Regions from separate parts of the Homo sapiens genome. Here region 2 is linked to region 1. The links are chromatin loops, found by intact Hi-C in ENCODE. Cell type or tissue: A673. All regions are shown on one strand.

Evidence for each region. A loop is a pair of places that touch in the nucleus more often than their neighbours do. Peaks named below come from ENCODE experiments on the same cell type or tissue, not always from the same donor. Only the 100,000 strongest peaks of a DNase experiment are listed, where the experiment ranks them.
Region 2: it touches region 1 in a loop (5-fold over the local background); 5 of 110 quality-filtered maps call a loop at or near these places.

What each region holds. Positions count from the first base shown.
Region 1 is chr11:37,001,565-37,006,564 of GRCh38, forward strand. No RefSeq gene overlaps it. Among named protein-coding and RNA genes, the nearest start is that of RAG2, 410 kb to the left of the region's middle. In A673, a CTCF peak has its summit at 2,114 (motif pointing right); DNase peaks (open chromatin) are centred at 1,487 and 2,127; H3K27ac peaks cover 2,363 bases.
Region 2 is chr11:37,442,686-37,447,685 of GRCh38, forward strand. No RefSeq gene overlaps it. Among named protein-coding and RNA genes, the nearest start is that of LINC02760, 490 kb to the right of the region's middle. In A673, a CTCF peak has its summit at 3,092; no DNase peak of the experiment used is centred here.

The DNA of each region.
Region 1 (5,000 bases):
TGTTGGCTCACTGCAACCTCCACCTCCCGGGTTTAAGTGATTCTCCTGCCTCAGCTTCCCATGTAGCTGGGATTACAGGCATGCGCCACCACGCCCATCTATATTTTTGTATTTTCAGTAGAGACGGGGTTTCTCCATGTTGGTCAGGCTGGTATCGAACCCCCGATCTCAGGTGATCCGCCCGCCTCGTCCTCGCAAACTTCTGGGATTACAGACGTGAGCCACCATGCCCAGCCTTCCATTGTCTTTTTAATTAAAAAATGATCTAATAACTGATGCATTAAATAACGCAGTAATAGGTCTAGCCAACTATTTGAAAGATTTCTGGGGCTTAAAATTAATTTAAAAAATACTGGTATGTGTACAATCTTCTAATTGTCAGTGTAAAATGTCTCATTTTTAGGCAATGCTGAACAGTTCTTTAAACTGTGCTCATGATCCAGGTAACACATTGCCCAGAGGTGACCCTACAGCTTGGTATCTTTCTGATTTTCCTGAGCCTGAGGGTACTGAGGGAAATGCTGGGAAATGTCTAACCTCTTGAAAATAGCTTTGGGATTAGGGTAGTTAAAAAAATTAAAAGGCGAGGGCATGCCAACAAAGTAAAGATTTTTCTCCATTGGGAGATGTGTGAGCATATCTGACAACATTCTGAAATTTTTTAATTAGCAGCACAGTAAGATATTAAACTACACTATAACCAAGACACTCTTACATCAATGATCCAAAACATCTGCTATTGGGGGGTCAGTGTGTGCAGTTTTGCTCTTTCTTTCTGTAATTCCAGCATATATTCCGAAACAGCTAAAAAAGAAAAAGGTGTAAAATAGTCTCCACTGTTTTGGATAACATGAAAAGAAAGCAGATGGGTTTTAATCATAGATTCTAAAAAGGATTAGGCATTTTGGACAATCAGAACAAAAAATAAATGGTAGAATTTAAATTATGGCCATACATGTCTTCAACTTGTTCAAGGGAAGAGCCAATCAAAGTTGTCTCTAATAATGATGTTCTGTGTGGTCACAATGTCTGCGTCTGGATAACAAAACCATATAGAATCATGATAAAGAATCATGATAAAGAATCACAATTATGGAGACCTTAGAAATGACACCTCTTAGCACCTACTTGTTGGGTAGAATCTTACAGATTCTCCTACTGATATTACCATACCTCCGTTGCATTCTTCCAGGGAAAGGGAATTTATTAAAATTCAAGCCTCACAATTCCACTTGTGCTCAAACACTGGTTTTTGATTTTTTTTTCTTGATCTGAGTATGACATCTCTGTAGCAACTCATCTCGTAAAATGTGTAAGTATGGAGCCACTTTGGTAAGACAGTGTTCAGAGTCCTGCCAATTGAATATCTCTTTTGGAAATTCCTTTGGAATCTAGATTCCAGAGCAGTGGTTTTCAATTGGGATGATGTTGTCCCCCAGGGTCCATTTGGCAATGTCTATAGGCATTTTTGGATTGCACAACTGGGTGCCACTGCATTAAGTGGGTGAAATTCAGGGACGCTGGCTCTATAATGATTATAATCCTATAATGTACAGGAAACCTCCTATAACAAATAATCATCCAACTCAAAATGTTAATAGTGCCAAGGCCAAGAAATCCTGCCATAAGCAATAAAAAATAAGTCTAAGCTCTTTTTTGCACGAGAGACCTTTTGATATGTGAAGACAGTTATAATCTCAGCTTCTTCTTGTTCAGGCTTTGTAATATTTGTAATTATATTTGTAATTATATTATATTAAATATGGTAATTAGTTTGTAATTACATTTGTAATTACTTCAGTTGTTGTTCTCAATGTGCAGACAGCCTCCAGAGTCCCTCCTTGGGACATCCTTTAATTTCTCAAAGTCCTGTTCATAATTACATATTCAAACATGCAAAATTTCCCATATGTGTTCTCACTGAGTTTAGCATAGCAGTGCTCAGAAAACACTTGCAAAAGGATAAATGGGTCCATGAGGCAGTAAATCAAAGAAAAGAAGAAGAATAAGAAAATGTAGAGCGTTGAAATTCCCTAATGAGGTCCTTCGTTTATGAAGATTAAAAAGAAAAATCAAAGACTTTATGTGCATTGGTAGAAATGACACAGGATGCATACAATACCTCAAAGCTCCAGTAGGGGGAGCCCAGTCACTAATTGAAAGACTGCACGGAAGTGTTAGGGTTTAACTACGACTTTCTTAAAAACTTCCATTGGGAGGCCGAGGCGGGCGGATCACGAGGTCAGGAGATCGAGACCATCCCGGCTAAAACGGTGAAACCCCGTCTCTACTAAAAATACAAAAAATTAGCCGGGCGTAGTGGCGGGCGCCTGTAGTCCCAGCTACTTGGGAGGCTGAGGCAGGAGAATGGCGTGAACCCGGGAGGCGGAGCTTGCAGTGAGCCGAGATCCCGCCACTGCACTCCAGCCTGGGCGACAGAGCGAGACTCCGTCTCAAAAAAAAAAAAAAAAAAAACAAAAAAAACTTCCAGAGAGAAATGAAAATATTTTATCTTTTTGATTTGTTTATATGCGTTATCTATGGAGGATGTAGAGCAATGCCATTTTGATCTTCTAGTTTGAGAAAAAAAGTCCAGAATGAGAATTGTGACTTAATTGTTCAACCTAAGCACAGGCATGGTTTCTTTTTCATGGCTGTTCCATTGGGAAACTCAAACCCATCCACTTTCATGGCGGCAGATACCATTTCATGAGAGTGCACCTATTTAAAGGCAGTTATTAGACTTCTTGAGCAATAGGACATGCAAAGTTTAGATTTCACAATGGAGCAGAAAGAGTTTGTGGGGTCGTTGGAGAGAAAAACTATCCCCTTATTCATTGAATTCTGTCCTGTGTGAGATGGTCACCTATTTTAGGTGAATTCATGAACTGTCAGCTGTCAGGGGGGATGTGTGCAGTGTGTGAGCCACCCTATTCCACTCCTCACTGTGCCTCCGTCAACATGGGCATTCCTCCTCAATCTTACTGATGTCATGGGTTAGGTCAGAAAATATAATTTCTTCAGATTCTAAGGATCATTTCCTGTCTTAAAGAGCAAAGTTTACTTTATATTCAGATTGATTGTGAGCGAATGGAGGAAGCAATTAGGAGATTCCAGACACAACAGGGCCATGTCTCTCTTAAGGATAATCACCAGGGGTGGGAGGCATGGCCGGTTTCAGTTCTTCCCTACAAAATTCCATTGCCAGGAATGACTTGCTTTGGAACATTCTCTCCAATCATTGTCTACCCATGTGTGATGCCTGTTTATCCTTTTCCTATCTGACCCCAATAAGTTCCCAAGGCACTTCGCTACTGTTCTTTGTCAATGACAAATGGTTGTTTAATCTAGACATCCATATATTGCTGCTTCTCATGCTCCTGATCAGAAGCAGGAGGCCAGTATGATTGAGTTGCTCACTCCCCCAAAACCAGAAGTTCACACGTGAATTTATTCAGCTTCTATGAATTCTGATTCTCCAGCAACAGAAGGGCCAAGCCTAACAATTTTTCTGAAGAGGTTTTGGCATAGCAGGAAAAACATGGAATTTTGAATCAGAGACCTAAATTCCAGACCCTGCTCTTCAACTTGGTGTTCAATAGTTACTTAATTTTCTCACCTCTATACTTTTCAAATAAAGTAATAAATATTATGTAATAAAGAAATATATGCTATTTTTTCAAATAAAGTAATATACCTACTTATTTTTGAAGCAAAAATAGTAATGCCACAAAAAATCACTTTTTACATTGAAAATGGCATACGCATATTTATATGTTATGCTGCAAGTAGATTATGTTTAAGATATCTCAGTTGAATACTAGTATGACACTATTAGAAATTAAAGTTGTTACATCATTCTGAATACTTCTTAGGGAAATATCCTAGAAGTTAATTACAAGGAGATGGGATAATGGAATGACTTCATATGGGGCTGTGATAAAAACAAGTGGGAACTAGAGTTAAAGGAGGTAGAATACCAGAGGAAATGTTACTCTAAAGAAGAGAACAGAGATAAAGAAAGATTGTTTTGCAAAAGAAAAGGCTCTCCAAATAAACTCAAAAGAACCTGCTATTAGGTATTAGCTTTATGTAGCAAGCTAAGGTTAACAATCTATTCAAAGATTACAAACTGATTATCTAGCTGAGAATAAAGCAGGATACACAGAAATAAAGCTGAATTTTGGAAACTCAGTTAATAAGTGACAGAGAGGAATAGATTCTTGGGTTTGTCTCATTTCCACCACTCAACCTTAGGGAAATTGATCGACCTCTCTAAATTTCAGTTTCCTAATGTATAAAGTGAGGCGATTGGTCCATGAGATGCTGTGTAATAATCTGACCCATTTTTACATAAATTTTTTAAACCTATATGACCTTTACTATTCAGAATTTCTCCTTCTTTGTCCCTAGTTTTGTTTAAATTATTTACTTACGTTTAAAATAAAACTATTTTCACTGCTCTTATATTACAATTTTACATAAAACATGCTACAGTTGTAGATCTTCAGGAATCGTTCATTTCTAGACTTGGAGATGTCCATGTCCAAAAAACTTTGTGATGTGGGTGGATTTCACCTTGTCCTCGTTTGGAGTTTGGAAGAATCTCAAACTGATTCTGGTTAGTTCCAACCTTTAGGTGCTGAGTGCTTTTTTTTTTTTACACTGCTCCTTCAGGGAATTTAGAGTTTCTACATCTGTTTTAGAGACTTAAGCATGGAAGAGAGCATTATAAATATAGGGTCGTTTGCATGGGCCAAGCAATGTCTTACATCATTATTGGCCACCATGTCTGCTGGGTAACTGATGTGCAATGTGCAGGTAACTGTTGATGAGATGCTCTCACCCTGTGGCAAAGAGAAGGAAAACTAATACTATACCTCAGCCCAGGCTACTTGTGTCAGAGGAGTTCAAACCAGAGCGAACCCATCTTGAATACGGGTTGGGTAAAATAAGGCTGAGACCTAGTGGGCTGCATTCCCAGGAGGTTAAGGCATTCT
Region 2 (5,000 bases), 440 kb after region 1:
TCTGCTTTGACTAATAGAATGAAGCAGAAAGTGATTAATTAGGGAGTTCTAAGATGATTCCTCAAAAGAACATGCAGCTTCTGCTCTCATTCTCTTGGAATGCTGTTGTCATATAAAAAGTCCCAGGCAGGGCTGCCACAGATACATGGTCCAATTCACAGCTGACACCAATCATCTGCAGATTTATGAATGAGGCCACCTTAGACCTTCAGTCCCAATTAAACCACCAGATAGATAAAATCATACGAGTGACCCCAAGGGGGACCACAGTCAAGACCAAATTGTGGACCTGAAGAACAGTGAGCAAATAGGGTTTTGTTTGTTTTGAGAGAGGGTCTTACTCTGTCACCTAGGCTGAAGTGCAATGGAGCAAACAGGGCTCACTGCAGCTTCTGCCTCCAGGGCTCAAGCAATTCTCCCACCTCAGCCCCCACAAGTAGCTGGAACTATAAGTGTGTGCCACCATGCCAGGCTAATTTTTGTATTTTTTGTAGAGACTGTTTCACCATGTTGCCCAGGCTGGTCTCAAACTCCTGAGCTCAGATAATCCACCTGCCTCAGACTCCCAGAGTTTACAGGTGTGATCCACTACACCCAGCTAAAATAGTTTCTTTTTTAAGTCACTAAATTTAGGGGTACTTTGTTATGCAGCAATAGGAGACTGATAGAGCTTTAGCCCTTTAATCTTTAGCTCTAAGGAAGGGAGAGATAAAAGAGAAAACCACATCCTGTGCAGAGACAGTGTACGTAACCTTATCCAGCAAGGACTACAGGCCAATTAGGGTTTCCAAATTTGAACAATCCAAACGACTTATCTTTTCTGGGATCATGATGGGAGAAGGTAAAGAGTAAGAATGCTAAGAAAGACAAAAACCTTTCTTCCTGGCCGTCACAGATTTCTGTGTCTCTTTCTAGACTGTTTTCTGCTTAAGGGTCGGTCATTTTCTTATTTTCTTTTATTTTTTATTTTTTGAGACAGTGTCTCTCTCTGTTGCCCATGCTGGAGTGCAGTGGCACGATCTAGGCTCACTCCAACCTCTGCCTCCTGGGTTCAAGGGATTCTCATGCCTCAGCCTCCCAAGTAGCTGAGATTATAGGCACACGCCACCATACCTGGCTAATTTTTGCATTTTTAGTAGAGACAGGGTTTCACCATATTGGCCAGGCTGGTCTTGAACTCCTGACTTCAAGTGATCCACCAGGCTCGGCCTCTCAAAGTGCTGGGATTACAGTTGTGAGCCAGCGCTCCCAGCCAAGAGTCAATCATTTCCTTATTTAATTTATATTTTTAAAATACATATTCCTGTGGATTGCATAAAATATACCCTAAAATAATTAATTGCATTAATTTTCATTATAGCTCAGAAGTTCAAGGATTGGTATTTTTTTGCTGTAATTTACTTTGAAAAAATGGAATGAGCTTAACCAAGAACACATAGCTAATGATTGGCATGGTCAAAACTCTTATGGGACCTTTGATTTTTTCACTAGTGTCAGGTATTAACATATTGTTTGCTACAAATTTAAATATGTGACTCTGAAATGATGGACAATGTTATAAATTAGTGACTTAAGATGATTAAATTACTGACTTAATACATTCCATCTGAGAATTAACCATGGGGTTGCCAGTGTAGGAGGCTGATACTGCCATAGTCGTAAACAGAGCCAGATCTTGATTCACATATATCCAGTGCAAATTACAGCTTTGCATATTCCATTTTGTGTAATTTTGAGTAAGATTATCTGTCTGGGCCTCCATTCTAACATGCATATTGGAGAAAGTAACAATATCTACACTATAAAATAAGGATTTAGTGGCAAATATACACCATGGAATACTATGCAGCCATAAAAAATGATGAGTTCATGTCCTTTGCAGGGTCATGGATGAAGCTGGAAACCATCATTCTCAGCAAACTATTGCAAGGACAAAAAACCAAACACCGCATGTTCTCACTCATAGGTGGGAATTGAACAATGAGAACACATGGACACAGGAAGGGGAACATCACTCACCGGGGCCTGTTGTGGGGTGGGGGGAGAGGGGAGGGATAGCATTTGGAGGTATACCTAATGTTAAATGACGAGTTACTGGGTTCAGCACACCAACATGGCACATGTATACATATGTAACAAACCTGCACGTTGTGCTCATGTACCCTAAAACTTAAAGTATAATTAAAAAAAAAAGATACAATCTACAAAATACTTAACACACTTATAAATATAACAAATATGTACCTAATGTTTGTCAGGTTCCAGACCCTGTTCAAGCACTTTACCTCTATTAATGCACATAATCTTTTTTATTTTATTTTATTTTATTTTATTTTATTTTATTTTATTTTATTTTATTTTATTTTATTTTACTTTGAGACGGAGTCTCTCTCTGTCGCCCAGGCTAGAGTGCAGTGGTGCAGTCTCGGTTCACTACAACCTCTGCCTCCTGGGTTCAAGCGATTCTCCTGCCTCTGCCTCCCAAGTAGCTGGGATTACAGGCACTTGCCAACACGCCAGGCTTTATTTTTGTATTTCTAGTAGAGTCGGGGTTTCACCGTGTTAGCCAGGATGGTCTAGATCTCCTGACCTCAAGATCCGCCTGCCTTGGCGTCCCAAAGTGCTGGGATTACAGGCGTGAGCCAGCACGCCCTGCCAATGAGACAATCTTTACATGAGCACTATGTGGTAGGTTCTATTGTTATTCTACTTGTTTCACAAATGAGAAAAGTGAAGCAAAGAGAAAAGTTAAGTAACTTGACTGAGATCACACTGGGCTCCCTCCTAACATTTGTGTGGCTGAGGGCAAGAATATAAATGGTAGCCTTCGTATTCTGTGTCTAAAAAAAGAAAAAGAAAGAAAAGAAAAGAAAAAGAAAAATAGCAGTGTATCATGAACTATATATTCATATAAAATTTGCATTTATATTTAGTTAAATCCTGTTTAAAAGGGGGGAGTGGCCATATGGACATAGTTCAGGCGATTTTAAGTGCTGTGCTGAAATTGTCTCAGTCATAAGACAGGGAAAATGATGTATACAATTGGTTGACAAAAATGTCAAAAGTGTCGAGATATTTAAATTTTATAATTGAAGTGGCTCCCTCTGGCTGGCCTGTATTCTCATGCAGGGATTAGCAGCTCTCTTCCCTGGGATCAGTCTTACAAACTAAGAAGCCAAACATAAATTGATACTTGCTTTCTGCAGCCTGAGTACAGTGAAAAATCTGCTGGGACAAGGAAAGATGAGGGGCAGAGTCTGGCCCTGGCCAATGTTGCCTTTAGGATGCAACTGGATCCACCTATACCTGGGATAGAAACTGACCAGGATAAACTGGTGGTGAGCAGGCTCTCCTCTCCAGCACCTCACTTTTGTATCTTAGGATTTCCAGGTCTTTCTATTTACCACTCAAAACTACATCAGATGGGCATAGCATGGGAAGTGGTATAGTTATCAGAGAAACTTGGGCTGCTCAGGCCCCACTTAGGAAGATTTGGGTCATCCATCTTTAAACAAGTTTCCCTGGTATAAAGCATATTTCATCTGATTTTCCTAGGGGCGGCAGTTTTGATTTCTTCACCCTGGCTCTACCTATCCTTGCCCACATTTCTTGTTAGCCTGAGATTATCTGGTTTGTGAAACCCAATTTGGTTTTTACCTCTTTCCTTCATGTCTTCCCTCCTTTTATGAAATTTCAAAACATGTTAAGAGGCTGAAAAAAAAAACTTTGCATTTCAGTTTTTGTGATTTGGGGGGCCCTCTAGACATAGAGCTCAGAACACAGGCCCTTTCAGCCTAATCTAAAGGCAATACTGGATCAAAATGGAATAATGACAGAAATAGCTTCTGAACTCCTATGATCAGGTTCCAGAGCCTATGCTCTTAATTACTACACTGTACTACCCCTCAGCAAGACTATCCGAAAGAATCTTGTTTTAGAGGGACTTGTTCTATATGGAATGCCTTTGAGAAAACCTTGTCAGGATTCTTAATCTGTGATAGGACACAGCAGTCTCATTACATTATGGTCGGGTTGCATATAAGAATATATCAGAATTTTTTTTTCATTAAATCTCTGGCATGATTGCATTGCTATTTAAATTGCAATCTGAAAATGAAACAGTACTTTTATTTTTAGTCATTAAAATCATGCCAAAAACTGATGTGGAAAGGATTACTATTCAATGAGTGACAAGAGGGGGTTGATTTAGTAATTACATAATTTGTGTTTTCACATCTAAACCCTCTCTCTCAGGCTTCCTAGAATATACTAGATGTGAAGCTGTTAATCAATTATATCTTTAAAAAAATTACAACACTCATTCTACTTTTCTACAAATAATTCATAGTCATGGTACAATTGGCATCCCATAGCGATGTCTAGTAGTATGTACTTATTGTTGAATGTAAGAGAGCTTTAAAAATAACTAAAATGTACCATGAAAGTAAATTAGTAGAACCCTTGTTGTGATTCTGAATTCTTGATTGACTTTTATCGTCTTTGTTTGTTCATTCACCACAGGGAGAAGAGCCTACCATCACCCTGAAATTAACAATGTTCAACCCTATTAAATAACACTTAAAGAGTTATCAATTCTGAGTGTTACACTAATGCCATTTTCTGACTAAAATCTTAGAATTCATTTCCTTTGAAACTGAAAAGAATAATGATCTTCTCCTCTTATAATAATCTCAAATCTGCATTTACATAAGCAATCATTTTATTTTAGATTTTTAAGATTTTTTTTGGCTGCTATGTGATAAGATTATATCTTATAATTTTACCTGAAATGTAAAAAACCAATTGTAGTCTTTCTGATTCTACAATTTGGAGCTTATTATAGTTTAAGATTAATGAATTTATTTTATGTTTTCTTTAACTGTGTGTGGAAAGAAGAAAAACAAACAATATTTCTGTGATTGAATTCTAGCCCCAGCTATGCATGACTATATTGGGGAAGCTACTGGTTCACAGAATCTCTTATTGCTTCAAAATATTTT